Regions from separate parts of the Homo sapiens genome. Here region 1 is linked to region 2. The links are chromatin contacts, found by Hi-C or POLR2A ChIA-PET in ENCODE. All regions are on one chromosome and are shown on one strand. The core of a region is the stretch at or near the end of the contact, and the rest is flanking DNA. Distances in the headings are between cores, read along the strand shown. Region 1 holds the start of LINC01177 (long intergenic non-protein coding RNA 1177). Region 2 overlaps LINC02177 (long intergenic non-protein coding RNA 2177).

What was found. Hi-C counts contacts between places; a loop is a spot of excess contacts on that map. ChIA-PET counts read pairs that join two places held with the same protein, here RNA polymerase II (POLR2A). Pooled maps may share reads with other maps.
Region 1: a map of heart right ventricle shows a loop between it and region 2 (17-fold over the local background). The contact joins the promoter of LINC01177 here to the enhancer-like site in region 2. A Hi-C loop is called at or near these places in 9 of 168 maps with a recorded cell type or tissue (Right ventricle myocardium inferior, Right ventricle myocardium superior, cardiac septum and 2 more) and 8 of 50 pooled maps. POLR2A ChIA-PET finds 5 or more read pairs at or near these places in 1 of 52 experiments (activated CD4-positive, alpha-beta T cell).

What each region holds. Positions count from the first base shown.
Region 1 is chr16:9,443,133-9,450,606 of GRCh38, reverse strand. It overlaps LINC01177 (long intergenic non-protein coding RNA 1177), which reads left to right and starts at 5,622. Exons shown (of 4, transcript NR_126397.1): 1 at 5,622-5,674; 2 at 6,455-6,622. It overlaps LINC01195 (long intergenic non-protein coding RNA 1195), which reads left to right. Exons shown (of 5, transcript NR_126349.1): 2 at 783-887; 3 at 2,565-2,698; 4 at 4,378-4,436; 5 at 4,539-4,594.
Region 2 is chr16:9,365,922-9,373,225 of GRCh38, reverse strand. All of the region lies in intron 1 of LINC02177 (long intergenic non-protein coding RNA 2177), which reads right to left. Among named protein-coding and RNA genes, the nearest start is that of LINC02177, 14 kb to the right of the region's middle. Within about 2 kb of position 2,970, at least 3 of the 41 ENCODE cell types and tissues checked have a DNase peak (open chromatin) inside an H3K27ac peak, as active enhancers do; they include heart left ventricle and heart right ventricle, where a contact is called at or near this core.

The sequences.
Region 1 (7,474 bases), core at 4,373-6,872, 75 kb before region 2:
ACATTCATAAATACAGGAGGGGATGCAGAATATTATATTCCTAAAGAGCATAGTGAATCATTCATGGAGCTATAGCTGGCCCCTCCTTGGCACAGCATGATTTCAAAGCTCTTCTCTCCAGGCAGGCTGGCCTAGGAAAAAAAGTTACTTCCACGTTGACCTTTAATACAAATGAATGTGAATGATCGGGGAAGGGGAGGAAGCTAGATTTAAATTACTTCTTGAATATTGATTGTGAAAGCAGGAACTTGTGATGTGGACTTTTAATGATATGAACATATGAAAAATGCCAAGATCTTTTTATTTTATTAGATTAATTTTTTTAATATTTCCAAACAGATTTGCAACATAAAGTTTGCAAGCGCAGGAAGAGAAAGGTTGGGCAGGGGTGTGAGACCCATTAAAACAATAAAACATTCCTGAAGTTATACCCAAGTTAGGGAGGAAGATTTGTTCTTTCATTCATTCATTCATTCATTTCCAACGTTAGTTCATTGTGAGTCCCTATAATCTGTGAGTCCTCCTATGCACCAGGCACCACTCAAAGCACTGAGGATCCCTCAGTGGACAGAATAGACAAAAGCCCTGCCCTGCAGAAGTTACATTCCAGTAGGAAACACCATGGAACTTCTGAAATGCTATGCCGTAAATCTAAATGGTGAACATGATATTTAATGAGGACTCAGGAGACCAGAATTCTATCTCCAGTCCTGTTGCTAACTAGCTTCTCTCTCAGTAAGACTACCTAACATTTCTATTTCTTCATTTCCTCATCTGTAAAGTGGGAACAATGCAACTTACACTTTCTGTTGCATGAAGTGGTCACGTGACTCAATCTGCTTAAAAAAAAAAACACAGACTGCTATATTCTAAAGAACACCAAACAGGTAATAACTCCAAGCATTTACTACTCCTACCCCTGCTGCTGCTGCAGCTACTGACATTATTACTGCCGTTGCTACTACTACTTCCACTGTTACTTCTGCTGCTGCTGATGCTGTTACTGCTACCACTACTGCTGTTGCTGTTATGACTACCACTATGTCTACAACTACTATTGCTGCTGTTACTCCTACTACCACTGTTTCTTCTTGCTCCTCTTCTACTACTACTGCTATTCTAATACTGCTACTAATGCCATTATTACTATTATTTCTACTATTACTATGACAATCACTGCTATTGCTATTTTTAGCACACTTTACTCTTGGCTTCCATGACACTCATTTCTTGGTTTTCTCTTACTTCTCTGGGTGCTCCCTCTCAGTTTCCCTCAATCCATCTTTCCTCCACCCCCAACCCTGGTACCCTTCCCTAGCACTCTGTGCTTTCCTTCAGATGATGTCAACAATTCCCTCTAAAATGCTATATTTTGATGAGTTCTCATAGGCATTTTCAGTCAAGATATTTTGAACATGACTTCTCCATGTTTTGGAAAAAACTCCTCTCCTGGAATCTACATTTGGGTGTCTCTCAGAAGCCTCAAACTCAATCTGACAAAAGCTGGACTCTTGCCCTCCCCTTCCAAATCTGCCCCCTCCCTTCCTGTATCTTCTGTCTTAGGAAATGAAACCATGACTTCCATCATCATCTCACAATAAACCTGGCAATTATGTCCGACACTCCCTTTCTCTTGTTCCCGAACACTCTCTCACTCACAAATTCCTATGGATTTTACCTTATAAATGTTTTTGATACTCTCAAAGCCCTGACTTCACCACTACATAATCTAGGCATATAACAAAATTACACTGGTACCCCATAAATTTATACAAATTTTAAAATATATTTCTTGAGCATGTCTACTTCTGTGCATCATCCCCTCAGCTCATGAGATTGTCTCCCATGTCACCAGGACCATTATTGTTGTTTCCTAACTTCCACTATTGGCCCCTTTAGTTAACTCTCCATTTTTAAAAGATCTTTCATGCTTTTTTTTTTTTTTTTTTTTTTTTTGAGACAGGGTATTATTCTGTCACCCAGGCTGGAGTGCAGTGGGGTAATCATGGCTCACTGCAGCCTCGGCCTCCTGGGCTCAAGTGATCCTTCCAAGTCAGCCTCCCAAGTAGCTGGAAAGAGGTGTGCACCACCATGCCCAGCTATTTTTTTTTAATATTTTTGTAGAGATGGGAGTCTCACTATGTTGCCCAGGCTTCGTATTCAACTCCTGGCTGAAGTCCTCCCACTTCAGCATTCCAAAGTGTTGGGATTACAGGCATGAACCACTGCACCCACCTATTTCATACCTTTTCTTTGTTTGTAAAATCAAGTTCAAAATCTACAACATGCCCCTCAGGGGCAGCCTGATTGTCTCCTTCTCCCCCTCCAGCTTCACCCTAGGATCTTTGTCTTCCCTCTTGCTTCAACCACGCATATCTGTCTCCTCTGTGAGCCAGATTCTTTCATCGCAAGGTCTTTCCACATGCTCTTTCCTCTGCCTGGAATGTTCCTTTAGCCCCATCTCCCCAACCCACCCACAGGGCTCACACTCATCTTTCAAACTTCATCTTCACTGTCATTTCCTTCAACCTCCTACCTGACTTGCTTCCCTTTGTCAATCTCAGAGCACCGATGGATTTTGCCTTGTAATTACCTGTATGAGTGAAATCATGTTCAAAGACTGTCTCTCCTGATAGAACGTGAAGGTCAGGACACGCTTGTAATCCCAGTGCCAAGAACGGAGCCTGGCACAAAGCAGGTATTCAATGAATGTGTACTGAGTGAACAAACAAGTAAATCATCACCATTGTTGTTATAAAGTCACTGCCCTCTGGAGATTTCAGTTCCCTCTTATGAGCATCCCATTCTGTGAGATTTTATTTTGTTTATGAAATGTTCTGCTCTACTCCCTTGAACCTAGCAGGTTTCAATTTGGCTTTCCTTCCATTCTTCCCAGACTCATGTGGGACAGACCTTAATGCATGCATTTGGCTCTAATAAACTCAGTTCCAAGGTATTTGAACTTCCTGCTATTCTGGGGTGGCACTGTTACGAAAAGGGGAAAAATCACTGTCCTCTAACAATTATTATCACTGTTATTGCCATTTGAGCTAGAAGCCACCTAAGCAGCTTCTGAAAACATTTCAGTTAAAGAACCTACAGTGTGCCTGAGTCTGTTTTTTATTTTTAAATTTTTCTCTGGAGCTTCCTGGACCCAATCACCCAGAGATGGTAGAAGGGCCCTGGTGAAACATACCAGCCCTGAGGTGCCTCATGACTGACAGATCTTTGCAGCTATGGGCCAGCTGCCATCTGCCAAGTGGCCTCCAAGGGCTCCTGCCAAGAAAGGAGAGGCTCGAGGGAGCAGGAATTGAAAATAACTTAGTATACACAACACACATACACACACAGTCTTATCAATACCCTTGGCTCATTTCAGACGTTGAGCTGTAAATATCAAATCCTCAAGGGTATTTCAAAAATAATTGCATTAGAGCAGGTCTGTTGGGTCCACGCCCCTTAAAGATAAAATAAACCTCACCCCATCATGTGCCCTCACCCATAAACAGATGACAGGGAACTCCATAGAAACTCAGTCTATATTTATGCTGAAGCTCTGTTCTTCCTGATGAGACTCTCCATTACTCCAATAGGATTTTTCTTTCCTTTAAAAGTGACTCTTGGCTGAGCATGGTGACTCATGCCTGTAATCTCACACTACTTTGGGAGGCCAAGGGGGGCAGATCACCAGAGGTCAGGAGCTCAAGACCAGCCTGGCCAAAATGATGAAACCCCTTCTCTACTAAAAATACAAAAATTACCTGGGTGTGGAGGTGCACACCTGTAATCCCAGCTACTCTACTCTGGTAGCTGAGGCAGCAGAATCGCTTGAACTTGGGAGGCAGAGGTTTTAGTGAGCTGAGATTGCACCACTGCACTCCAGCCTGCGTAACAGAGCGAGATTCTGCTTCAAAATAAATAAATAAATAAATAAATAAATAAATAAATAAATAAATAAAAATAAAAGTGACTCTTGGTCCTGGAATGTCTGGGAAATAGCAGGAAAATGGGCAGAACTTCCTCTAATCAGCCTTCCCTTTTGTGCACTCAGAACCATGATCCCGCTCCCAGCTCCCCTGGACCCCTGCTGAGGTGCCTGCTGCAAATGGATCATGCTCTGTATTTTACAGACGTTGTCTTGGTTGCTGCCATCATAACCCCTCAGGGCCCAGGTCTCACAGTACCCTCCGACAGAGCTATTTAAGCCCCCAAAAGCCCCAGCTGTTTCCATACTTCCACCTCCCAACTCTGAGTCTCAACGATGCTTGCCTCCTCCTCTCAGCATCCCACATCAGATCCCAAGTTACTCAGGATTTATAGGACTCTCAGGAAAGCAGTGAATCACTCCCCCTTTCTCTACGTATTACTCAATCACAGGTTCCGGAACCAGTTACCAATCAAAGGAAGATACCAAATATCTCCAGCCTTTGTCTTGGGTGAGTAGGACTCAGCCAGGTTCTTCAGACAGTGTTGAGAACACAGACCAGTCAAGCTTGCATATTTTCTAAAGATTTACTGGACTCTCTGTACTTTCACAGAAGCAGACAATGGCCCTTCACCAGTAAGACCAAGAGAATAAGAAAAAATAATACAAGTTATGTATTGAATGTTTACCAGTTTTCTAATCACTTCACAGGCCTTACCTTTCATTGAAATTTACAAGATCCTGATGCGTTATGTGGTTGTTGTCCTCCTCATTGTTGCTGCTATTATTTTGCAAGGAGAAAGACTGAGGCTCAGAGTGTTTAATTAATTTACCCTTCCATTGTCAGGCAAATGACAATGCTTTTTTGAAACACGTATCTGTGTTGATTCCAAAACCTGAGCTTTTAAAAGTATTAAAAATAACAAAAGCTGACATTTAATGATCACATTACCGAATGCTAGGCGCTAAGCTAAGCATTTAACATGCCTTCTATTCTTTCCTGTAATGATCCCACGAGGTAGGCATCAATATGCCCATTTTAGAGAAGAGGTCACTGAGGTCCAGAACAGCTAAGTATCTGGTCCAAGGACTTATGGCTGATGAGCAGAGAAGCAGGGATTCCAGCCCTAGTCTTCTGACCTCGGAGTCTACTTACCCACAGCACTATGGGAACCTCTACAAAAGTTTTATGGAGGACCTCTGGCCCACAGAGAAGAATTATCTCAAAATGTTTCCCTATGCAGACTCAGTCCTCTGACCAAAACCCAACATCCTACTTTTTTAAATTCAAATCAATAGCAAAAGCAGAGATTGAGATTTGTATCTTTAAGCTACAATTCAAAACTTTGTCTTATTCTTAAAACACATGATAATATACAATCACCTCCAGTGGAGCCACCTAAGCCCCCAGCTGCCCCAGCTACTTCCATACTTTCGTCTCCCAACTCTGAGTCTCCACAATGTTTGCCTCCTACATCAGATCCCAAGTTACTCAGGATTTATAGAACTCTCAGGAAAGCAGTGAATCTCTACCCCTTCCCCTACCTGTTCCTCAATCACAGGTTCTAGAACCAGTTACCAATCAAAGGAGATACTAAATATCTCCAGCCTTCGTCTTGGGTGAATGAGAATCAGCCAGGCAGAGAGGCGTCCTCCAGCAAGGAAGACCAGCTTGTGCCAAGGCCCAGCGGAGACAAGACACAATGGGGTATTTCCGGAGCTGCTTATACTTCAGCATGACACAGCCTGGTAAGTGGGCTGGGAGCACGCAGCCGCTCCTTTGTGAAAGGGCAGGCTCCGAAAGGTGGATTCCCCTGGTGTCCCGTATCCTCGGATTTTGCACCACTCAGTGCCTCCATTCCTGGGCAGCTGTCCTCAGTAGTACCCAGCACAGGCAACTGACCACTGTAGATCAAGACTGTTTCTCCAGATCTTGACTCATCTCAGCCTCAGAGCAAACCATTTCTACATTTGTATAATGCTATTCACCAGAGGCCACTGGTCATGACAGCTGTGACATCTACCCCCATGTTCTTTTGGCTGTCTGGTCAATTATTTTCATCTCAAAGCCCCATAATTTCCCAGGCTGGCACGGTAGCCAGGGCACAGGGTCAGGAATCATATATACCTAGGTTCTAGTCATGCATCTTTTCTTTACCAGCTGTGTGACCTAGGACATGTCACTTTGCTTCTCCAAAACCCAATTGCCTTACCGTTAACTGGGGATTATAAAGCCCTCCTTCCATAGTGTTGCTGTGAGGATTAAATATGCTAACCAAAGACCTGGTATGAAGAAGAGGTCCCATGTGTGTCATTAAGCCCTTTTCCCCTACATAACCAAGTGCATAGTGCATAGACGTAGTGAGACAGTGATTAGACCTTTTGAGCAAGGGAACTTCAAAGAGAGCTCACAGTGTTGCCAGAACTCTCTGAATGGATTCATTTATAGAGAGACTGTAAAGAAAGCACACAAAGCCGTGAACTCAACCCTTCACTTGTCCCTGCTCTTCATATTCAAATGTTGGAAAGACAGGACAAGCCGGACCAACATGCAGGGAAAGGTGACCACAAAGCCAGGTGTGTGAAGGGAATGAGGAAGGGGATTGGGCAGGTGCTCACTGAAGAAAGACATCTCCACAGGGGCCAGCCCACCAACGAACACCTTCTTCCTGATTCCAGCTGAGCCTTGGAAGCCAGGTACTTCCTCTACATGCTATGCTCCTAAGAGTCTGTAGACCCCACCAAAGGTCAAGAAATTGCAAAAAATCTTTATAGACTCTAAAAGAAAGAAAGCTTTTTTTTTTTTTCCTGGAGTGCCATGGTGCGATCTCCGCTCACTGCAACCTCCACCTCCCGGGTTCAAGCAATTCTCCTGCCTCAGCCTCCCGAGTACCTGGGATTACAGGCATGTGCCACCACGCCCAGCTAATTTTTTGGTATTTTTAGTAGAGACAGTTTCGCCATATTGGCCAGGTTGGTCTTGAACTCCTGACCTTGCGATCTGCCCACCTTGGACTCCCAAATTGCTGCGATTACAGGCTATTTTATTATTTTTTTAGAGACAGGGTCTCGCTCTGTTGCCCAGACTGGAGTGAAGTGGCAAAATCATAGCTCACTGCAGCGTCAACCTACCCACCTTAAGCGATCCTCCCTCTTCAGCTTCCTGAATAGCTGGGCCTACAGGCATGTGCCACCATGCCTGGTTAATTTTTTAATTTCTTTTGTAGAGATGGGGGGGGTCTCCCTATGTTGCCCAAGCTGGTCTTGAACTCCTGGACTCAGGTGATCCTCTAGCCTCAGCCTCCCAAAATGAAGAAGGCATTTTAAATATCATAGATCAGGCAGTTTCCCAGAGCAGTTGAGGTCCTCCTTGCTGACACGAGGGTGTAGCTACAGGAGCTGCCTCTGCTTGACTCGTCTGCAGCTCTTCTGGGCTCCCTGCTTCCCTCCTCTCCTTCCTCACCCAGTTGTGAAAGCCCCGTCCTTGTGTTGAGGTGCAGGGACCAAGGTCTTTAGAGTCAGATAGACCTCGGGACAAACTGGGCTCCA
Region 2 (7,304 bases), core at 1,721-4,220:
CTTCTCGCATGTTTCCTCTTTGAAAATCAGAGCTGACAGTAACTCACGCACAGAGGTGCTATGGAGACAGCAAGGCTTGAGGGGGCCCTCTGCAGACAGACTCTGCCATGGGCCACACTCCAGCTGTGTAGCTTCGAGCAAGTAACTTCATGGCTCTCAATTCATTCTCCTCATCTAAAGATCGGGGGGAAGGATAGTACTTGTGTCGTGAGATTGATGTGAAGGTTAAAATTAAGAGTTAACCTATAAAACATCCCTCAGCAGTGTCACTGTGACATAGTGTCAATAGCCAGCCTGTTTGTGGTCCATTTATCTCTCACTCACCCCCTCTACAGCCATCAATCATACCAAATTAGAGAATGTATTTTGAAAACTCCATACTGAGTGCCAGAGCAGGGAGCATGTTGGTCACCAGGTTAAAGGCTCAGGACTCAGGCTTTTTTTTTTTTTTTTTTTTTTTTTTTTTTTTTTAACAGGATCTCACTCCAGTTGATCAGGCTGGAGTGCAGTGGCACAATTTCAGTTTACTGCAGTCTTGCCCTCCTGAGCTCACGCAATTCTCCCACCTCAGCCTCCTGAGAAGCTGGGATTACAGGCGCACACCACCACGCCTGACTAATTTTTTGTATTTTTAGTAGAGACAGGATTTCGCCATGTTGCCCAGCTTGAATTCCTGGACTCAGGAGTTCAAGTGTGCCTACCTCAGCCTCCCAAATTGCTGGAATTACAGGTGTGAGTCACCGCGTCCAGCTTTATGCAATTTTATATTGAGCCTTGACAGAAAGAGTACTCCATAGGGCAATGGCTCTTAACTGCAGGTGATTTTTGCAGCATCTGAACATTTGGCAATGTGTGGGGGCATTTTTGATTGTCACAGCTGAGGGGGTGCTACTGGCATCTAATAGATAGGTTCTACAGAAGCTGCTGAACATCCTGCAATGCATGGGACAGCCCCCTACAACAAGGAACTGTCCAGCACAAAATGTCAATAGTGCTCAGATTGAGAAACCCTGATCTAGACACTGCTAGATCTTGGTAGAATGAACACAGACTTTTTGGAGTCAGGTAAACCTAGACTTAAATTCCCATCATGCCACTTACTAGCTTATGGCCTTAGACAAATCACTTAACATCTCAAAGATGACACCTTCCCAGAGTATGTTGCTCAGGATTAGAAGAAGCAAAACATCAGCACCTAGAAAAATGACTAGCACATGGCACATGCCCCAGACATTTGTGATTGCCACCCAACAGCCATTCTCGAACTGCCTTACTGCTCTGGACACTGACATGAAAGACGTGATGACGGTGCAGCAGCAGCTATTTTGGCTCCGAGAGGGAGAAGGCAAAAAAGGCTAAGAGAGGCTGATGCGGAGCCCAGGCGCCATGGAATCAACCCTGGATCCAACTCCTCTCGAGTTCTGTTACGTGAGAAATAATGTGTCATTAGTTAAGCTGCTTTTAATTTCTTTTACAGCACACTTTTTAATTTTTTATCTATTTATTTTCAATAGTTCTTGGGGTACAAGTGGTTTTTGGTTACATAAATGAATTATATAGTGATGAATTCTGAGATTTTAGTGCACTCATCACACAAGTAGTGTACATTGTACCTAACGTGTAGGTTTTTTCCATCCCTGGCCCCCCTACACTCTCACACTTTAAAGTCCCTGAAGTCCATTATACCACTCTGTATGCCTCTGCGTACTCATAGCTCAACCTCCCGCTTTTAGTGAGAACATGCGGTTTTTGGTTTTCTACTCCTGTGTTACTTCACTTAGAATAATGGCCTCCAGATCCATCCAAGTCGCTGCAAAAGACATGATTTCATTCCTTTTAATGGCTGAGTCATATTCCGTGGTGTATATATACCACGTTTTTCTTTAGCCACTCAATCCATGGGCACTTGGGTTGGTTCCGCATCTTTGCAATTGTAAATTACGCTGCTGTAAACACACATGTGCAAGTGTCTTCTTCATATAATGACTTCGTCAAGCTGCTTTTAGTTGGTATCTCTTATTGACACCTTCACTCATTCGAATCACTACCATACAAACTCAATAAATGTTTATAGATCAATAAATGGTTTTATATGTCTGGTATATAGTAGGTGTTTTAAGCAGTGGTTGAGGTATCCTGGCCAGGCAAGAAATAACTTTTTTTTTTTTTTTTTTTTTGAGACAGAGTTTCACTCTTGTTGCCCAGTCTGGAATGCAATGGCACCGTCTCAGCTCACTGCAACCTCTGCTTCCTGGGTTCAAGTGATTCTCCTGCCTCAGCCTCCCAAGTAGCTGGGATTACAGACACCCACCACCACACCCAGCTAATTTTTGTATTTTTAATAGAGACAGGGTTTCACCATGTTGGCCAGGCTGGTCTCAAACTCCTGACCTCAGGTGATCCGCCTGCCTCAGCCTCCTAAAGTGCTGGGATTACAGGCATGAGCCACCATGCCAGGCCAAGAAATAACTTTTGGTTGCACATTGCTAGTTGCCATTGGATGTCAGACACATTTCAGAATCCGTATGATCCGATAAGTGGGCAGAGAAAACAGGTTTAAGGAGACAGGGAACAGCAAGAAGGAGAGGTTGTCAGTCTGTGGTTTTCTATAAATGGATTATTCTTCCCCACCCACATCTTACAAGCCACAGTGACCATTCTGTGTCTAACAAGCAGTCTGTCATTTGGGGAAGAGGGATTACAACCCTCTCTTTCCTTGTAACAGCTGTGATAATGCAGCCCAACTGCCCGCTTAGGTGGCAATCAGTCATTCGAGGTCATGGAGGCCCTGCACGGAGCCACTTGTGAAGAAGCTGTCGGACAAGGAGACCTGGAAGAAAATGTGTGATAGCAAAGTGTCAGGCAGCGATGTGACAGCTGGCTTCGTTTCCCCCAGAGAGCTATTGTCATGGAAAGCTCTGCTCAGCCCTGAAACAAGATAACTTCATCAAGTCAGAACTGCTGGGAGAAGTGCTTTTGGCTTGAAGCAACCTATCTGAGAAAAGGCGGCAAAGAGGTGGGAGCGGTCGGAGGAGTGACCACAGGGATTTGACTGGGAGTTTCCTTTATAACAAACCTTGTTAAAGTGAGAGGGAGGGAGTAGCATGGAATAAGGGTTGGCTAGGGGCCAGGCAATCATTTACCTCTGTTATTCTTACAACCTCCATTTGTCCAGTGCAATACTTCATAGTTGCCAGACACTGAGATCAACACTTTACAGAAACCCTCTGTATTGGTTTGCTGGAGTTTTGTAACAAGGTGGCTCAAACAACAGAAATTTATTCTCTCCCAGCTGTGGAGGTCAGAAGTTGAAAATCAAGGTGTCAGCAGGGGTGATTCCTTCTGAGGGCTATGGGGGAGACTCCACTCTGTTCCAGGCCTCTCTCCTTGGCTTGTAGATTGCTGTCTTCTCCCTGGATCTCTTCACTTCCTTCTGTGCATGTCTCTGTATCCAAATTTCCACTTCTTATAAAAGCACCAGTCTTACTGATTAAAGCCCACCCAAATGGCCTCAACTTAACTTCATTACTTCTGTGAAGACAAGATCTCCAGTAAGGTCCTATTTCCAGGGGTTAGAACATCAGTAGATGCATCTGGAGATGATACAATTCAACTCACAACACCCTCTTATTCAATGCTTACAACGTCGGTAAGAGGAAAGGCCTACAAGAGTCATTTAATCCCTTTGGGAGGCCAAGGCAGGCGGATCACGAGGTCAGGAGATCGAGACCATCCTGGCTAACACAGTGAAACCCCGTCTCTACTAAAAATACAAAAACAAAATTAGCCAGGTGTGGTGGCGGGCACCTGTAGTCCCAGCTACTTGGGAGGCTGAGGCAGCAGAATGGCGTGAACCTGGGAGGCGGAGCTTGCAGTGAGCCGAGATCCTGCCACTGAACTCCAGCGTGGCAGCCTGGGCGACAGAGCGAGACGCCGTCTCAAAAAAAAAAAAAAAAAGTCATTTAAGAGAAAGACCTATCAAAGTCATTTAAGGGAAAGGAAACAGACTCAGAGGGGCTGTGACACTGGCCTGACATCATGCCAGCCTCCTTTCCTATTTGCATACAATGGGTGCTACAATTATGTCATCATGCACTACACACATCCCACTAAAGTGTGAGTCCCATGAGGGAAGAGATTTTATCCCTTTTGTTCACTGATGTTTCTCTAACACCCTGCACAGTGCCTGACACATTTAGAAAGGACCCAACGAGTATTTGTTGAACAATGAATGAATGAATGCAGGATTCATTGACCAGTTCTAGGAGCTTTTTGGATGAGTGTTTGGGATTTTCTAGGTACACAATCATATCATCAGCGAGCAGCGGCAATTTGACTTCCTCTTTACCGATTTGGATTGTTTATAGCAGCACAATTTGCAATTGCAAAAATACAAAACCAGTCCAAATGCCCATCAATCAACAAGTAAATAAAGAAAATGTGATATATATATATCACATTTATATATATATAAACACACACATATATATACATGTATATATACACACATGTATACATATATACACACACATATATACATATATATATACACACACACACATATATATATACACACAAACACACCATGAAATACTACTCGGCCATAAAAAGAAAAGGAAATAATGGCATTTGCAGCAACCTGGATGGAACTGGAGACTATTATTCTAAGTGAAGAAACTCAGGAATGGAAAATCAAATTTTGTGTGTTCTCATTCATATGTGGGAGCTAAGCTATAAGGACAAAAAGGCATAAGAATGATAGATTGGACTTTGGGAACTCAGGGGAAAGGGTCGGGGGTGCTGAGGGATAAAAGACTACACATTGGGTACAGTGTACACTGCTTGAGCGATGCGTGCACCAAAGTCTCAGAAATCACCACTAAAGAACTTATTCGACGGGCACGGTGGTTCATGCCTGTAATCCCAGCACTTTGGGAGGCCGAGGCTTGCAGATCCAGCCTGGCCAACATGGTGAAACTCCATCTTTACTAAAGATACAAAAATTAGCCGGGCATGGTGGTGGCCGCCTGTAGTCCCAGCTACTGGGGAGGTTGAGGCAAGAAAATCACTTGAACCCGGGAGATGGAGGTTGCAGTGAGCCAAGATCGTGCCGCTGTACTCTAGCCTGGGCAACAAGAGTAAGATTCCATCTCAAAAAATGAAAGAAGTTATTCATGTAAATTCATGTAACCAGACACTACCTGTTCCCCCAAAAACCTACTGAAATTAAAAACATATAAACAAATAAATAAATATATAAATATATAAATAAAAATAAAAGAACGTGGGTAGCAAACTATAGCATGGAGATTCAGTCTTACTTGTCTGACTCATAGTAAATGAGTAAATGCTCATAGCTGTCATAAAGCCTGCCTCCCTCCCCCTTACTCCCCACCACAGCAGCGTTCACATCTCACCAGCAAGGAAACTGAGACTCAGAGATGATTCCTGATTTGCTGGGATCACACAGCTAAGTCACATCTTGAGGTTAAACACAACTCCATCATCAACTTCCGTGCAGAATAATTTTAAGCGAGGAGTCATGAACACAAATGCTCTTGAGAGCCAAGCAGCTGACATAAATGCATAACCAGGGCTGAGACAATATGGAGTGGTGGGGACTGGGGCAACCTAGAAAGACAAGTTTCAGCTGAAAGAGATAGCTGCTTGTTTGAGGGAAATTTACAGCCTTCTCCCAGATAGATCTCAATTTAATTCATAGGTAATTTTATGAGGCATTTTGTAAAAAGCCTCATGATGTGTAGCTCCAAAAGGTACAGGTTAGTCAAGGGATTTTTCAATAATGTCCCTTTTGTTCTCTACTAAAGACAGTGTTATTCTGTAATTAAACAGGTTTTTGTTACACTGGGTTATCAGCCTACTGCAGTGAGATCTTCCTCCCTAAGGTGCTTTAGAGGTCTGAGATGAATAGGAGACCGCACAGCTGCACTCCTACCTCATCCTAGGGAGCAGCATGAAGAAACAGGTTTATCTGTGTGGTAGACAGAATAATGTCCCCAAAGATGTTCACTTCCTGATCCCCAGACCCCCTGAATGTGTCACCTTACGTGGCAAAGAGACTTTGTAGATGTGGTTAAGATAAAGATCCTGAGATGGGGAGAGAATCCTGGACTATCCAGGTGGGCCCACTGTGATCACGAGATCTTTACAATGGAGAGGGGAGGCAAGATGGTCCAAGTCTGAGTGAGAAGCACTCCACCTGCATTGCTGGCCTTGGAGATGGAAGGAGAGCCAAGGAATTCAGGCAGCGTCTAGAAGCCAGAAAAGCTGAGGCCACAGACCCTCCCTGGAGCCTTCAGAAGGAGCCCAACCCTGCCAACAGCTTAACTTTAGCCCAGTGAGTCCCATTTTGGATGCCTGCCTCTCCAGAGTTGTGAGATAACAAATCTATATTGTTTTAAGCCACTAAGATTGTGGTGACTTGTTACAGCACCAACAGGAAACTGATACAAGTCTGTAACTGACATCCAGGGACATATCTGAGTCACTCTTTCTCCCTCTGCAATACCCAACTGTCAGTGATGATGTCCCAGGACCACATTTCCTTGTCTCTAAATTCCCCAATTCAGTCCCCCGCTGCCCCCCAAAATGCCCATAGCCCCCAAATCTGCTCTTCCCACAGTCTTCCTCATCTGTTATTTCTCCTCCATCCAGTTATTCGGGCCAAAAGTCTTGCAGTCATTCTCAACTCTTCCTTCTCTCTCTTTGGTATCCCAGGTCCCACGTATCAGCAAGTCAACATCCAGAATCCAACCATGTCTCTCCACCCCCACCTCCACACCTGGTCCAGGCCACCATCACCTCTCACCTGGACACATCACGGTAGCTCCTGACCCATCTTTCCCTTCCATGTGTATCTGTATGTTATTTTACACGCAAAAGACAGAGTGTTAGATTATCTTCTGCTGCTGCCCAACCTTGCCAAGGACCTCACATCACACTCCTCACCACAAGCACCCAGATCCTACTGGACATGGCCCCTGCCCTCTCCTCCCACCTCATGTGCCAGCACCACCCCATTCCTCACCATGCTTTGTGGTCAAGGTTCCTCACGGCCTGCAAATACACCAAGAGCATGCTGACCTCAGGGCCTTCGCACCTGCTGCCTAAACATGCTTTTTTTTTTTTTTTAAGAGATAAGGTATTGCTCTGTCACCCAGGATGGAGTGCAGTGGTTCATTCACAGCTCACTGCAGCCTTGACCTCCTGGCCCCCAGCGATCCTCAGCCTCCTAAAAGCACTGAAATTGCAGGTGTGCACCACCACGCCTGGCTCTACTGCCT